Linked DNA regions of Mus musculus: region 2 is linked to region 1. A link is a loop called in an ENCODE intact Hi-C map of the cell type or tissue named here. Cell type or tissue: left cerebral cortex. All regions are shown on one strand.

Region 1 (8,000 bases):
AAAGTACTGTGTTCAACTAGTAAAGCATCAGCCATTCCAAAATCATCTTTTCCAGTGCATGGTCGGTTTCTAGCCCAGATGATTAGCTGTGAAAAGGAAGTAGCCAAGGGTTGAGCCTCCCTCGGTCCATGCTAGTGTCTGAGTGCTATAGAGCTCTTGGTAGCCAAGACCTCTGAAAGCAATTCTGCTTTCTTTTCCATCAGGAAAACACTAAGCACTATAGCTCACTTCAGCACTGAATTAACATTTTTACAGTCATAAAACTAAAACAACCTCCTGAAAAATGACTGAAAGCGAGAGCTAAGCAAAGCAGATGAGCTCACGATATCTATCACCGGGGGTTGCACTAGTCCACTGTGATTTCACTACTGAAGATACATACACTGAGGAGGAATGGAACTGAGGAGAAAGAAAAGAAAAAAGATGAACCTGAGGAAATGCACAGCATGAAAGGAGGAGCCCAAAAGTAAAACAAAACAAAACAAAGCAAAACCAACAACAACAAAAAACAAACCAAACAAACAGAAAAATGAGAGGCCAAATCCACACAATCAATCAACCTAGGAAACCTGCGATGATCTAGCAGGTTACTGTCCCACACTGTAAAGTATTTCAATCAAATATGGCTCTGAACACAAATTCTAAAACACTAGTCCACATCTTGCATGTCGGCGTAGTAAATTTCTTATCCCAATTAGATTACTAAAGTATTTTAAATATCTGAAGAGACCGCACTTGTCCTCTTTACTTCATCCAAGGCCAACAAACAAAGCAACCAAGCAGAAAGAGGTACATAATGGATGCAGAAGTAAATGGTCCATTCTTTAAGAAACCACCCAGCCCCCTCCTCTGAATTCACACTAAACTAATTGTCATGACAATGATGTCTGCAAACTTCAGAGGAACCACATTTCCTTATGCCAACTGTCCAGGGTTCTAGCTCTAATTTTTAAGTTTTTGTGCTAGCAATTAGCATTCCAAAGCATGCAGAGAATTATCTCACCATTAGTCTAAATCACATACACAGTATATCAATTAATGGGAGGGAAAAACATGAACAACAATGGAAATACGCTTAAAGAAATTCCACAATGTATGCTAATGTAACACTCAGATCTTCATCATTTAAAAAAATTTTTTTTAAGACAACACACAGCACATGTAGATATTTGGTGTTTTTCCTTGGGAAATTAGTCAAACAATTTCTTTACCATTTCACCTACCTGGATAAAAATCTTTGGATTTAGACAGCTTGATAGTGGCTCCAGTTTCTTTTTGCAACTGAACAATTGTCTGTCCTCCCTTCCCAATTATAGATCCAGCAGCATAACTAGGTATGAGAACCTTTAGAAAGTACTGGCCGTCTTCTGAAAAATGTAAAGAAATACATTTGATTAACATGATCATTTTAAACTTTGAATCCCCAACCCACCCTCCAGAGAGAAAACATCAACTAAACCAATGGACGTAGAATTGCAGAAAACAGCACTTTAAAATGCTTAAGGAATGAAAACCACCAATTACACTGAAAAACAAGCATTTACAAAATCTTCCCCAGTTTTCGGGATTCACACGTTCTAACAATTTGCAGTACGATAGAGACTGGGGAGTAAATTCCAGTTGTTACTCCAAACATGAAAGTCTTCCAATTCTGTGGTTACCATGGCAAAATGAAAGAAACTGACCCTTTAACAAAACTTCAGAGATTTAGAACATGACAAACCTTCACTTAACATACTGAAGATGAAAAAAAATCCAACACTGTAAGTAGTGATCCGCTAAATTTGTCTGTCATAGCAAACATAAAAGACTGCAATTAATCACTGGCTATATCCGACTTTAAGTATACAAAACAACCATCTTCCTGCAAAATAGTCCACCCAAACTGTAGGGAGTATTCCAAGCCGTGAGAAACTGCCAAGGGGAAAAAAAGCGTCAATGTGGTGGACTGAGAATCTAAGTAATCCCGATGTATTTCCGCGGCACTTCTAAGTCTACTATGATCTCGGCTAAGCTCATTAATTAAAAGACCTTAAGAAGAATCTTGCCAATACTAAAAAGCTTACGAGTTATTTATTCTAAATACACTCCAAAGTCACCAAATAGATAACGCTCCATCTCCAAAAGAACCATAAAACGGAGACGGGGGCGGGGGGAGGTTCGATGAGCCGTGAAAAAAAAAAAAGAAAAATGAAATGTTTCAGAAAATAAAGCCAACTCCATAAACTTTAGTTTCCGTCAACCTGATCACGTCTTAAATAGGAAACTTCGCGGTAAATCCAGCTCTTTACTGGGAACGAGTATTCCGAATTTTTTGCGATGTGCCACTCACAAGACCCCCATCCATTTCTAATGTATATGCTGGAGATAAATTCACCTCTGCTTCGATGCATTGGATGCATTGTTAAGATGACTCCAGTGCAAATGAAGAAGCGATAGCGGTCCCGTTATAACTCATCTTCCGAGGAAGCGCAGGATGTTAACTAACAAGTCACCGTACCAGACACCCCCCTCGTATGCATACCCTTGAAGACAAATCAATGCGATATTTGTACCGACCATGTAAGTGCGCTCAGGGCATGCACTCATCAAGATTTTGCATACTACTTGTGGCCCAGAGCAAGGGGATGAACAGAGGCAAAAGTCTCCGGTGCCCCCAGCATCTGCAAGCCGCTACCCAAGTGCCATTTATTTATTTATTTGATCAGACTGTTAAATGCAGCGCGCATCTTCAGGCGGCCATCACCTCTCGCGGGGGGCGGCCCTGGGAGCGGACCCTGTCGCCGGGGCCAGCACCGGCTGGGGCGAGCGGGTCGGCTCAGAACCCCGGGTCGCCATCTTGATGAGACGGGGCCGGGGCAGGTGCAGGGGAGGGGGCGCGGGACGGCCGGCGGCAGCGGCCACGGCGCGGGAGGGCGGCGGGGACGGGGCGGGAGGCGGAAGCGATACCCACCGCCCGTGTTGGTCCTCTTGGTGCTGCCGGCTTCAGGGGGCGCTTCAAGCGGCCTTTTCCGCGAGTCCGGCGGGTCCAGATCTATGGGAACCCCCGTATGGGTCCCGTTCTGCTGAATGGGAGCTGCCGCCATCATGCTTGCAGTTCCTGCCGCTGCACCGGGAGAAGCGGCTCCCTTTTGTTTTGGCTTTTTTTTTTTTTTTTCTCGTTTGGGGTTGCTAAGGTTTTTTTTTTTTTTTTCTTTTTTTTTTTTTTTTTTTCTTTAATCGGATCAATAGCAGTCTGAGGCGGCGAGCAGTGTGGCTGATGTGCTCACTGGGGAGGGGGCAGGGCGCGGAGCAGCTGCAGTGCAGTGTCGGCTAGGAGCGGGAATGGAGGGGGTGTGGGAGCCGGAGGGTGAAGAAGGAGAAGAAAGCGGCGGGCAGAGCGGGAGTGAATGAGCGGAGGAGGCGCGGGCGGCCGGGAGGAGGGCGAGTGAATGAGCGGGAGGAGGAGCGGCCGCGGGCGGCCGGAGCGGCGGACCCGGCTAACGCGGCGCTCGCTCCCGCTGCTGCCGCCGCCGCCGCTGCCTGGGCGCGTGTGCCGCCTGCGCTGCTCCGCGCCGCTGCCGCCCGCCCGCGCTCATCGTGTCTCCCGCGCGTGGGGGGCGGCGGGCGGGGGCCGCGAGGGGCCGCGACTCCCACACGCGCCGCGCGGGGCCGGCCTCCGCGCCGGAGTCTCCGCCTGCGGGGCGGCGGGCGCGCGCGGGCTTGGCGGGGGCGCGCGGGCTTGGCGGGGGCGCGGAGCGGGCCGGGGCGCTCCCGCGGGGAGGCGGGGTGAAAGGTCGCGGGGCCCAGGCAACGCCGCTCAGGCAAACGTCAGCGGCTTGCCGCGGAAACCCAGGGGTCCACAAAACGCGCTAGGCGGGGAGGCGGAGCCGTGCGGGGAGTGACGGCAGCAGCAGCCAATGACAGCCGAGCGAGGGAGCCGGGCGGGATCCTGGTCCAGCTGGGACTTGGTGGTGACAGTTTGGGCTAGTCCGGGAAGGGCGTCTGAGTGACCGCGGGGAGGGGTGGACGGCTCAGGCAGGAGACCAGAAACCCAGCTGGGACCCGGAGAGTTCGGCAAAAGGCATTCATTAGCATCTCTGGGAGGCGGTTTTCTAAAGGAGATGTCATCAGAGGATTTCTTTCTCGCACCGTGTGACACTGTCGGGGACTTACTGTGTCTTGGCGCCTTATGTGCTTTCGGGAGCAAGCCAGGATATAAATAAATAAAGCGATATGTGGTCTCCACAGGGACCCGGGAGGCAAACTGAAGAGGCAACAGCTGAGGGTGTACGCAGCTTCACACACTGCACGAAACACAGATGAAGGCATCTGGGCACCCACGACTTACATAGCTTCGGGCGGTTTCAGGATCCTGATCCTCAGCCCTTCCACACTGGAGGGGGCGGGAGGGGGATGCGGGAAGTGTGGCTAAGCTAGCATTATAAAAGACCCTAGAGGTTATCTAGTCCAGTCCTTCTGTAGATAAGGAAAGTGACTCAGGGTATTTTGTTCAAGGTCATGCATCAAGTTAGTATTTTAAGTCCTGATGCTAGGAATCCGGGTTAGTGGAAAAGCCAAAGTCTGAAAAACTGATTTCAAACCCAATCAAGCTGTTCTGACAGTGTGTCATGGAAAAAGCCCTTATGTCAGTCATTAAATGTTTACCACTTTACATACTATCCATTGCATTCGGTACAGTCTATAGTAGTACTGTCCCATCTTGCGACGCTGTATCATTTTGAAGAGACTATTTATCCAAACTCACCTAAAAATAATAACCAGTAAACTACTAATTCAATCCCCGAATCTTTCAGACTGGGCACTATGTCATTCTGAACGCCGACTGCAGAAATTTAGAGACAGGTTCTTTTCTGCTTAAAACAAGGATTGCAACTTGTTGGACTCTCTAGACTCACGCGATCCATAGACGTCATATTTACGGTAAATGTTCTTAGACATACAAAGGCGGGCACGTATTCACCAGGTTTCTAGAATGAAAACGTTCTTTATACTCCCTACCGGAGAACATCACTTAAAAGATGGCTAAGCTAACAATAAAGGGACTCCAGTGTGATTATGTGGGCTTCTAACAAAGAATGTGCTGCATCTGGTTCAAAGAGAGGGAGAAAAATCGATCAGATAGATTGAAAGAAGGAATGGAAAAGAATCTAAACCTTTTCCTGACTCCCTGTCTAGGAAGCATGGGGATTTTGGTTGCTTTCTGCAGCGGTGAACGGCGGATGACTATTAAGGAGGAAGACAACAATGATTAGGGTTAGGCTCAGGGTTCTTCCCAAGTGTGAAAGACTCATTTGTCTCAACTGAAAAATAGCTAAATAAAGGTGGGCTGAAGGCTGAAAGAGAAAGCAGGTAAGTTAACATACGTTAATAATAGTTTATACCCAAACTCCCAAATTCTGATTTGATATGTAACGTAGAAAGAAACCATAATATGCTTCCATGACCAAATTAGAGGATTTATACACAAACCTGGATAAAATTATGGAGCTAAAGTAAAGAAAAACAGTGTTTTGAGTAAATATGTGATAGTCAAGATAACAAAAGTCAGGTCCTAGGTAGTGTGTAATCAAAGTGTCCCATGTTGTGTATAGAATATGTGAGGACATTTTTAAGTGGAAGTTCGGGAGATCTGTTATTTGGCATTAGATTGCCTGGAAGCACTGAAAAGGACAAATGATAAGCAAAGAGAGCTCTAGATATCTTAAATCATTCCAGGACATTTGGTAGAGTGGAGCATTGAACTGGAAGGAAAGCCTAGAATTAGATTTCTTAAAAAGATTTCTGAAGTAGCTTGTAAAGTATTTGTCATTGACTTGTGAAAATGGTCCATCTAAGTTTTATATGCTTGTCATGGGGTTTCTTTTGCTGTGGTGAGACACCATAACCAAAGCAACTTTGGGGAGGACAGGGTTTATCTGCTTGCACTTTCATTTCTCCTTTCTTCATGAGGAAAGTCAGCACAGGAACTCAAACAGGGCAGGAACTTGGATGCAGGAGATGATACAGAGGCCATGGAGAGGTGCTGCTTACAAACTTACTTCTCATGGCTTGCTCAGCCTGCTTTCTTATAGGACCCAGGACCACTAGTCCAGAGATGGCACCACCTACAATAGGCTGTCCCCTTCCCACTGATCACTAATTAAAAAAATACCAGACAGCCTGATCTTATGGGGGGGGGGGGCATTTTCTCGGTTGAGGCACCCTCCTTTCTGATGACTCTAGCTTGCGTCAAGGGGACATAAAACTAGCCAGTACAGCACTTATAAAAGTAGAGCCACATTGTATTGTTATGAGAGTCACTTATTGCTCTCTTTGGGTTTATTATGTGTTGTCTGTCACTCAGTAGAGACCAGTCACACAAGATGAGATTTCAAATAAGGAGAGTGAGCTTACTACCTAGCTATGATATGTCAAAAATGCTGAGACCATATCCATTGCTGGCTAGAAATGAGAATTATTAGCTACGAGCTAATTGGTCAAGGTTATCACTAAGTTAACCTGAATTACTTTGGATTCCCTAGTATACCTCATGTAATATTAGTTTTTAAAATATTAATTCTATGACTCTATGACTTATGCCTCTAAAAATCCTGTTAAAATAAAAAGAAAATACACATCTTACCTATTTCTTGTATTTTGCCTCACCTAATAAAAATGAAGAAAGGAAAAGAGTATAATTCTTTCAGTTATAGGAGACCTTTTGTGCTACAAATAAACCACAAAAAAAATTCAAAAATGTGATAAAGGTATTTGACCTTTTCATTCTCAAAAGTAAATACAATTATATTTTAAATTTACCCAGAAATTTAGACCTCCTCACTTAGTAATATTTTCTAACATGTTAAGACAGTAAACTATGCTTTTATTGCTAATTGGTTGTTTTGTGAATATCAGTAACTGTGACATAAAATATGTTAATGTGAAAAAAACAATTTATATCTTTTTATTGAGGACAAAATAAAATCTATTAAGAGCTTCTCCTTTATTTGTTTCAGACTGAATTACAAAGACACCAGAGTATATTGACAGTAGCAATGGCTGAATTTCAAAAGAAAATACAGGTCATTAATATCCACAGATAGCCCCAAACCTTCTTAGGTCTGTCTATTCATGCTTGGGCCTTATCAAAGGACAATATCTATTTGAATAACTCTTCACCTGATGCTGTGAAGACAGTTTTCTGAATTGGTATCTATCACAAGTGGATCCTAAGTTAAAGATTCAAGTAAATACAGTATATATTGGAAGTAAGATGGGAAAGGAAGGCAGTTGAGGGATAAATTACTACACAGGTTATCCTACTCTTACTGGGCTATCTAGCTTAAAGAAAAGGGGACAATATTACAACAATTTTATAATATAGAGAAATGTGAGGTATATGTACACAGACTCCCTAAGCCACTAGATAATAGTCAGTCCTGAAGCCATTCAGTGCACCCTGGCCAGTTTTCCATATGCCAATGCAACATCATTCTTTAAAGGCTTTCTAGTGAATGCAGAGTTCTCTGGATGTACCTGGTCTTGGAATGTTGGGAATTAGCAAGTACGCATAAAGGAATATCAGCCTCTGTGGATTGTGGGAAACCAGGCCATTGTACTCTAAAAACAGAAAGGCAGAAATTACCAGTTTCTCACAAGTATCAACGTAAATTTCGGAAAAAAGAAAAATGAGAAAACTGTCTTTCACTTCAGGACATTGTTAGGCATCCAGTGGCATGGCTATAAATGGTGAGTCTTAAAGTCCAAAGAAACAGAAGCTTCTTGATTTACACACTCAGATGATTATTATTATGTGATTAAAAGTAATGAATCATTTGGGATTTTTCCTGTACACACGTTTTAGTTTTTTTAGATGCAAGTCATGAATAATTGATGGATGTGTTCTAACTTTTTTTTTCATTAAATTTCCCAAAGAAAATAGGAGCGAATATATACTCAAGGAGTACAACACCTATCCTAAATCTCTTCTGACAAGTTCTACAAATAGACCTAGAGTG
Region 2 (8,000 bases), 1.4 Mb before region 1:
TCTTCTAATAACTATTACTTTTCCTGAAGTCAGCATCACTTCAATAACTGAAATTTGTATCTTAGAAAGTCTCATCAGTTATAGTGTTCAGAGTTCACGGAAAATAGTTCAGAGTCGAGTTTAGGAGGTATTCTACAGCTGCTATTAGGATAAGGTCAAAGGATAGGGTCAAAGATCTGAGAAAAATCTACAAAAGTGCACACACACACACACACACACACACACAGCATATAAAATACAAACATGTGCATACAAACACACATTTTTATACACACAGTTTATTTTATTTTGCTTAGCTTAGTATATTTTCCTTTATTTATTCCCTTGGGATATCTTTGACTTATTTACTTTCTGCTTAAATTTCACAGAATGTGTAAATTAGGGATATATTCATTCATTTTGCCAGCCTCACCTTTGGAATTTACTGTAAGCCTCCTAATGACTCTAATCATACTGATTTTCTTAAAATGTAGGGTTTTTTTTTTTTTTTTTTTTTGGAGGGGTAATATTACCTCTTCAAAAGTCCTATAGATGAGCACTTTAAGATTAATTCTGAATTCTACATTTCACATTATTTAGTCTAGTCATAATGGAATTCTCATGAATCTCTGATTCAGGAGCACGTTCTTTCAAAGGATTTAAGTTCCTTCAGACACATTTCATGATCTTCTCTGTGAGCTCCAGAGAACCTCCCTATCTACGTGGGTTTTGTTCATTAACAATGTGAAATGCGATGGCTGTTTCTTCTTGCAGCGTTCTGTAGTTAGTACTGGCTGTGGCAGTCTGCTGTCGAACCCGAATAACACAGAACCATTACTTTTTTTTTAAAGCATTTCTTAGTATATATTTCTTTGGGGTAATGGTATCACTTAAAGTTGTAGGCTTATTTTCAAAATACATTTCCTTGATGGCATGGTCTCACTCTTGCTCATTTGAGAACCACCCATGGTATCCTCACCACCCAGGCTAGATATGCGTTCATAGACAGTTGCTGAACATTTATTAGTTACTTCGAAATCACCGTGGTATAGTGTAAAAGTACAGCAATAGTACTTGTTGTTTTCTACTTCTAGTATTTTCTAAATCTGTTCTTGTGTTGACTCTTTCTGTATGCTGATAGGTTTGCATGAATTTCTATGGGTGTATTTATTCTCACAGACTGCTGGCACTATTTTTATAGATAGACTTGGGCTCAGTACCTTGATATAATGAAAAGTAAAAATAAAAGGAAATTCGGAAGAACATATACGTGGGGGAAGGAAACAACAATATGCCAGATCTTTATGAAAAAGAGCAGCCTGTTTGTGAAGCTCAGCACATGTAGGCTTGCTTCTTACTTTGTAGTATTTGCAAGGAGTCAAGGAGTATTCTTGATATACCTGACGATCTCTACCTATTCAAAATAGGACTAAGAGACTTAGGAGACAGGCCTTGGCCTAATAGGGTAAAATCTGCAGGTGTCGTATAAGTCAAACTAGAAAATCAAGGCAATCTGCTGTGTTGGTGAAGACACAAATTCTGGAGAGAACCTTTAGAAACATAGATGTAGCCATCAGAAATGGTAAGAGTAGGTGATTGGTGGTTCAATTTATCATGTAGGGACATCTCAATGTGCACACTTTGCAGAGGATGTACGAGCCCTTGCTTTTTAAGTTGGAGAAACAAATACTTGCATAGAATATTTTTAAAGTGCAATCGTATCTGTCTGTCTGTTTATCATTTATCTATCTGACATTAACCTATGCTAATATATGTTAGTGTACACACACACACACACACACACACACACACAGTGTTCATGATCAGACACTGATAGATCCTGAGGAAATACTTCTGCTCTTTTATTGGAGCCAGAAAAGGCAATGAGAACTACCAGAGCACAGAAGGCAGGGGTCACTGGCATGTGTCTGGGGTCACTGGAATGTAGCCAGGCTGCTTGTGATCCCCCAGAGCCACCCTGCCAGGTAACATTGAGACGAGCTGACTCCATGACAGGCTTAAAATTGGCAGTTCAGGCCTAAATCTCTGTTTCCAAGAGCTGGACAAGTCCGCAAGTCCAGGCCTCAGAAGCTGCCCCACCACCTGGCCTGAAGCAAGATCAGCAACAGTTTCCAGACTTCCTCAGCTACTTCTTCAGGAACAGTGTCTAGTCCTCATACCTAGGAAATGGAATGTCTCTAGGATGAAGTAAGACAAAGGTCACCAACCCAGAAATCCCCTAATGTTCTTTAAATCAGGCCTGCAAGCTCATTTGGTTGTCTTTCTAGCTTGGTAATGGGAGACCCCAGCATGCTGAACTCCTGCAGAACAGAACACTCTTTGCAGTTACATACTATTTGAGTCCAGGGTATCATTCTTTGGCAAATCGTGGGCCCTTACAACATCATGTGCTCAGGTATAATAACTGTCTGAGTTCTAGGCCTTGGAAGCTGGAGCAGGTGCTGTGGGCTACTGCCTTGTGTGTCAATCCCATTTATGGAGGAAGTAGATGGAGTGTAGGGAATGGATTGCCTCAGCTAGCTAGCATGGAATTATGGGAGTCTGTAACAGGATCCACAGCATGGACTCTTATCTGTGAACCAGCTCCAATGCTGCCTGAAAGGGAAGAGAAGGAATTAAAACAGTTAATTCCTAGCAGTCAGTCCCTACCTGAGATCAGAACCAGAGCAGAAGATTGCCTCGGCATAATTTTGGAAATTCAATCTTGAGCCATATCCCTGAACAGTGGGACCCAGAGGTACTGGTGATCCCAAGATTTTGTATATGAAAGCTGCCGAGGTGTTTCTGGGGAGAATTTATACTTGAGTGTTTCCCCTACATTAGCTTCCTGGACCACATCACCTTTATTCTTGTTTTTCAACGGAGAAGGTAGGCTGTGAGGTTAAAAGGAGCTCAGATTGCTGCCCCGGCTTGTTTTTGCTATGGTTTGTTTCCTGCAGAGGCTTTCTTAAGCTTCCCCAAGGCCCCAGCAGCACACAGGGAGCTTGAGGCCATCATAGGCAGCGAGACTCATGGATGACCACAGGATGGCATTGCTGTTCTTCCTTTCCCTACCATACTCCTGCTCTGCATTCATAGGAGTGAGAGTGCTCCTGCAGCCTCTTGCCAGTGTCTCCTCACAACAATGAAAAGCAGTGTGAGTGGAGCCTACTAAGTCCCTTGGCCAACAGGGAAGCCATTTCAGAGCCAGGTAGGCCCTGTGTGGATGGGCAGGACAGCACATCTAAGGTGAAAGAAGTGCTTCTCATTTTATAAAATCAGTTTCCCAGATTCCTTCCGGGATGTGTCTATAACCCACGCTGTGAGTTCTGAGGAAAGAGACTACTGAAGACAAATCCAGGAGAGGTGAGAAAATAAGGCTTTTTAGCAGAAGAGCCCGCAAAACCGCTGAGTGGGGAAGTGGAATGCTTTTATCTGATTTTGGAGGCAATTTGTATTCAGTGAAAAGAGCCATTTGTTTGTTTGTTTGTTTTCTTATTTACTGCCCTCTGGTGGAAACACATTTAGAATTTAATTTTTAAAAAGATGCACCCAAATAGAAAAGAACAAAGACTCTTGTCACACATTCAAAGACACAGTCCTGCAAAGTAAACACAGGTTTTGGATTTTGAAAGTGCTTAGAGACAGGGCCGGCTGCCTCACTCTAGCAAGTGTTAAGCAGAGTTTTACGCCATTCCTGTACTCAGAAGTCACAGGAAAGCCTGAGGAGAAAACGCCTATGTTGTAACCTGCATGTTAGAATCCTGACTGCTGCTTCCTTCTGGGGAGGGTATAATTTTTATTTATGAATATCATTGTGAAACACTCAATGTTTTATTTTATGAAGTCCTTTATGTTTCTGACTATTTTCATCCTTCTCACGTTTTCCTAAATCTTCAGCCATTTTTTTTTTTTCCAAATTTCTAACTGCTTGGCTGGGAGGAAGCATAGCTCTGCCTTGATGCTGCCTTGTTGACGGGCTGCTTCCAGTTAGAGTCTTGCTAATGCACTAGGAGGATGGCCAAGCTCCAGTCCTGGAACTGAAGCCCAGGTTTGCCATAGAGACATTTGGCTGAATCCTGGATTCAGAGGGAATCTCAGCTCTGGGGACTGCACTGTGTCTGTGGGAGTAAAGAGCTGGACAGCTCCCAGGCCTGCTTTCTATGCTGTAGTTACATCTGGCATTCCTTTGCTCCATGCTGTCAGCCCCAGCAGCAAACAAAGAGAAAAGAGAGCCAACTGGGGGAATAGTTAATCTATCTCCTCTCCTTCTCGTTTTTTAAAAAAATTAATTTTTTTTGCCTTGCCTTTCCTATTGTGTATTGGCTTATTTATAGTGAATGGGGATAGTACTTATCCATTAGGAAACATATATATGCATACTGTAAAAGCTGATCTGACTATCTTGTTGAAAATGTAGTGCACACCATCAAATTGTAAAACAAGCCATCCTTATAGAGTCCTGAAGATACAGAGGCATTGTCTGCTTCTACATCTATGTCTGTGTTGTGCAGTCTCAGGTCCTTGAAGGTAGACTAGCCCAGAGACAGTTGTTTGGTTGTCCCTCTATGACTGCTGCTGCTGGTACATTTGTCTTTGTGGCTACCACAATATTTGTCTGACTGTACGATGTGTCCCCCAAATGTCATTCATTTGAAGTATTGAAACTAAAACAGCAGTGGAATGGAATACTTTCGTATGTATGTATACATATATATCTATGGGAAAACGTTTCTAAGGTCTTGGAAGAAGCTAAACAGTGCTTCTAGTTAATTCTGGTCTCCATTCTGTAGCTGAGTGCACTGGAAGAGTGTTTATTAGTGTGGTGATTCACAAAGGCCTGAGAACAAAGAGTAAATATAGCCTTGTACAGAGGACAGCTGGTTATTTAATATCCATGTCATGCCTAGCTCAGGACCTCCAGTTTTCAGGGCTCAGCTCCTGGGACAAAGAGTACCTACAAAGTGCATCTGAGACTGACTCTCCTGAAGAAAGTTTGAGAAACCTCAGTTCACAATGAGTTTGAGCCTGACCCACAAGCCATTTTCTATGAAGCAAGCTCTGTGGGAAGATGTGGTAGACTGGCTTCAGAGTGGGCTGGATTCTGTAAAACTGTGAAGGAGGATGTGGGTTCTCACACGTGGCATGGTCTGTGCCATCAGACTCTCCTTTGAGAACACGTGGGTGTGAAGTACTAAGAACTTGTTATTCTTTCCAGGTCTGCTATACTTGCACGCTGTTTGCTGTTCACATGATTTCTTTTTCAAGTGTGGTTTGATGAGATTGTTTAGACTACTGACTAAATCACAATCTCATTTCAGCTTCACCTCCTGTATGTCTCTTCTCTCCAGTCACTTCAGCTAGTGTTTAGATGCTTTCTTGATTTTCTGACATGAGTGTAGGAAGTCTCTGGGTGTGTTATAGATGTCTGACCATAGGCACATGGAAGGAAGGATTGATAACTTCCATTAATTAAACAGCTATATTTCAGAGCTCCGAGGAGAGAAACCATGGTTTTCCTCGTGTTCATACTGACATTACCATGTTACATATCCTCTCATGTTTTATTATAAGGCAGTGGTTTCTTTAATAAAAGAGCAGTCTGCACTGAGAGCAGGTTAATCCCACTATGTTCTGGAAACCTGGCAGAATCATTAATAAGGAAACCACTTGTCTGTGGGTTTAAATTAATCAGCAAGCATCCAGCAGGCAGAAACCTGAGGGGAGGAAAGAATGTTTCCCCTTGAAAAGAGAAAATATACTCCTCTCTCACTTAGAACAACAACCCCCCCACATACAGAGAGAGAGAGAGAGAGAGAGAGAGAGAGAGAGAGAGGATGGGGCAGGCTTATTAATGGAGAAATGTGCATAATGTATATTCTGGCCATAATCTTTTCTCCCTTAGGTTTTTTGTCAAGCTGTGCAAAAGAAAATCTCTGAAAGATGGGCTATGTCCACAGGAGAATACTTCTAACTGTGAAGAATCAGGAGACAGTGGGGGCTTAAAGTTTACCTTAATGGAGGGGAGTTATTTCGAATTGAATTCCAAGAGAACAAAGAGCATGCTTAAATTTCCAGATCAAGTGTGGCAGGAGCAGGGCCCAGAGGTGAGAGTAGAGAGCAGGCAGCAGGATGTAGCGATGTTGAGTGTTTCTTACCATCAATATCATTTATCATGCTGCTTCTTGAAACTGGACTGGAGTGCTAAGATTAATTCTAACTCAAGAGTTTTGTTTCTCTCCTTGACTAACAACTAGAAGCAGTGAACAACTGTGGGGTACTTTAACACTGGACAGTATTAAAACATCCAGAGCTTGTATAACATCTATGTAAGTGAAAAGAGATTCAAGAGAATGTAGAAAACTGCTTAGTTTGGATCAAATGTAGCTGAATGCAAGCTTCTGAGATAGTGTGTCTTAGTTACTTTTCCATTGCTGGGAAGAAGCGCCATGACCAAGGGACCTAATAAAAGCTTTCAGAGAATGAGTTTGTGAATATTATGGCAGGGATCATAGTAGCAAGCAGGCAGCCATGATAAGTGCTGGAGTAGAAGATGGAGCTTAGTTCTGATCTGCAGAGGGACAGAGAGATCTAGCTGGGCGTTTGAAACCCAGAAGCCTACTACAGTGATACACCTTCTCTAACCCAGCCACATCTCCTCCAACAAAGCTACACTCTTTTTTTCTTTTTCTTTTTCTTTTTCTTTTTCTTTTTCTTTTCTTTTACTTTTTCTTTTTCTTTTTCTTTTTCTTTTACTTTTTCTTTTTCTTTTTCTTTTTTTTTTTGCCACGAGGTGTTTTTAGTTTCATCAATCATACAAATAATTTTTTATAATATCCCAGGGCAAACCGGTGAAATTTGGCAGTCCGATTAGTGGAGGGGTCCCCTTCAGAGACAGGAGGGCTGGTGGTATTGGCTAGGAGTACAGCTTGTGGCTCACATCCATCTTGCAGATGGCTCTTCCTCCACATCACGGGGGGGGGAGGGGGTCTTGGAGATGACAGGGTGGGGAGGGGTGGCACAGGCCTTTAATCCCAGCACTCGGGAGGCAGAGGCAGGCAGATTTCTGAGTTTGAGGCTAGCCTGTTCTACAATGTGAGTTCCAGGACAGCCAGGGCTATACAGGAAAAAAAAAAAAAAGAAAAGAAAAAAGAAATACAGAAAGAAAAACAGAAAGAAAGAAATCTTCCTAAAAAGCCACACTCTTTTTTTTTTATTAGGTATTTTCCTCATTTACATTTCCAATGCTATCCCCAAAGTTCCCCATACCCTCCCACCCACTCCCCTACTCACCCACTCCCACTTTTTGGCCCTGGCATTCCCCTGTAATGGGGCATATAAAGTTTGCACAGCCAATGGGCCTCTCTTTCCACTCATGGCCAGCTAGGCCATTTTCTGATACATGCGCAGCTAGAGACACAAGCTCCAGGGGGTACTGGCTAGTTCATACTGTTGTTCCACCTATAGGGTTGCAGAGTCCTTTAGCTCCTTGGATACTTTCTCTAGCTCCTCCATTGGGGGCCCTGTGATCCATCCAATAGCTGACTATGAGCATCCACTTATGTGTTTGCTAGGCCCCGGCATAGTCTCACAAGAGACAGCTATATCTGGGTCCTTTCAGCAAAATCTTGCTAGTGTATGCAATGGTGTCTGCGTTTGGCGACTGATTATGGGATGGATCCCCAGATATGGTAGTCTCTAGATGGTGCATCCTTTTGTCTCAGCTCCAAACTTTGTCTCTGTAACTTCTTCCATGTGTGTTTTGTTCCCAATTCTAAGAAGGGGCAAAGTGTCCACACTTTGGTCTTCATTCTTCTTGAGTTTCATGTGCTTTGTATCTTGTATCTTGAGTATTCTAAGTTTCTGGGCTAATATCCACTTATCAGTAAGAACATATCATGTGAGTTCTTTTGTGATTGGGTTATCTCACTCAGGATGATGCCCTCCAGGTCAATCCATTTGCCTAGGAATTTCATGAATTCATTCTTTTTAGTAGCTGAGTAGTACTCCATTGTGTAAAT

What was found. Hi-C counts contacts between places; a loop is a spot of excess contacts. Peaks named below come from ENCODE experiments on the same cell type or tissue, not always from the same donor. Only the 100,000 strongest peaks of a DNase experiment are listed, where the experiment ranks them.
Region 2: a loop joins it to region 1, with 9 times the contacts of the local background. A loop is called at or near these places in 4 of 42 quality-filtered maps.

What each region holds. Positions count from the first base shown.
Region 1 is chr12:46,815,663-46,823,662 of GRCm38, forward strand. Nova1 (NOVA alternative splicing regulator 1) reads right to left here and starts at 3,105. Exons shown (of 5, transcript NM_021361.2): 1 at 2,954-3,105; 2 at 1,224-1,367. The coding sequence starts at 3,089. In left cerebral cortex, a CTCF peak has its summit at 3,049; DNase peaks (open chromatin) are centred at 270, 821, 1,799, 2,690 and 3 more places; H3K4me3 peaks cover 4,286 bases; H3K27ac peaks cover 2,133 bases.
Region 2 is chr12:45,463,179-45,471,178 of GRCm38, forward strand. Gm33680 (a long non-coding RNA gene) reads left to right here and starts at 3,104. Exons shown (of 5, transcript XR_381572.3): 1 at 3,104-3,190; 2 at 3,262-3,345. In left cerebral cortex, a CTCF peak has its summit at 3,024 (motif pointing right); DNase peaks (open chromatin) are centred at 3,077, 3,634, 4,070, 4,574 and 1 more place; H3K4me3 peaks cover 644 bases; H3K27ac peaks cover 1,002 bases.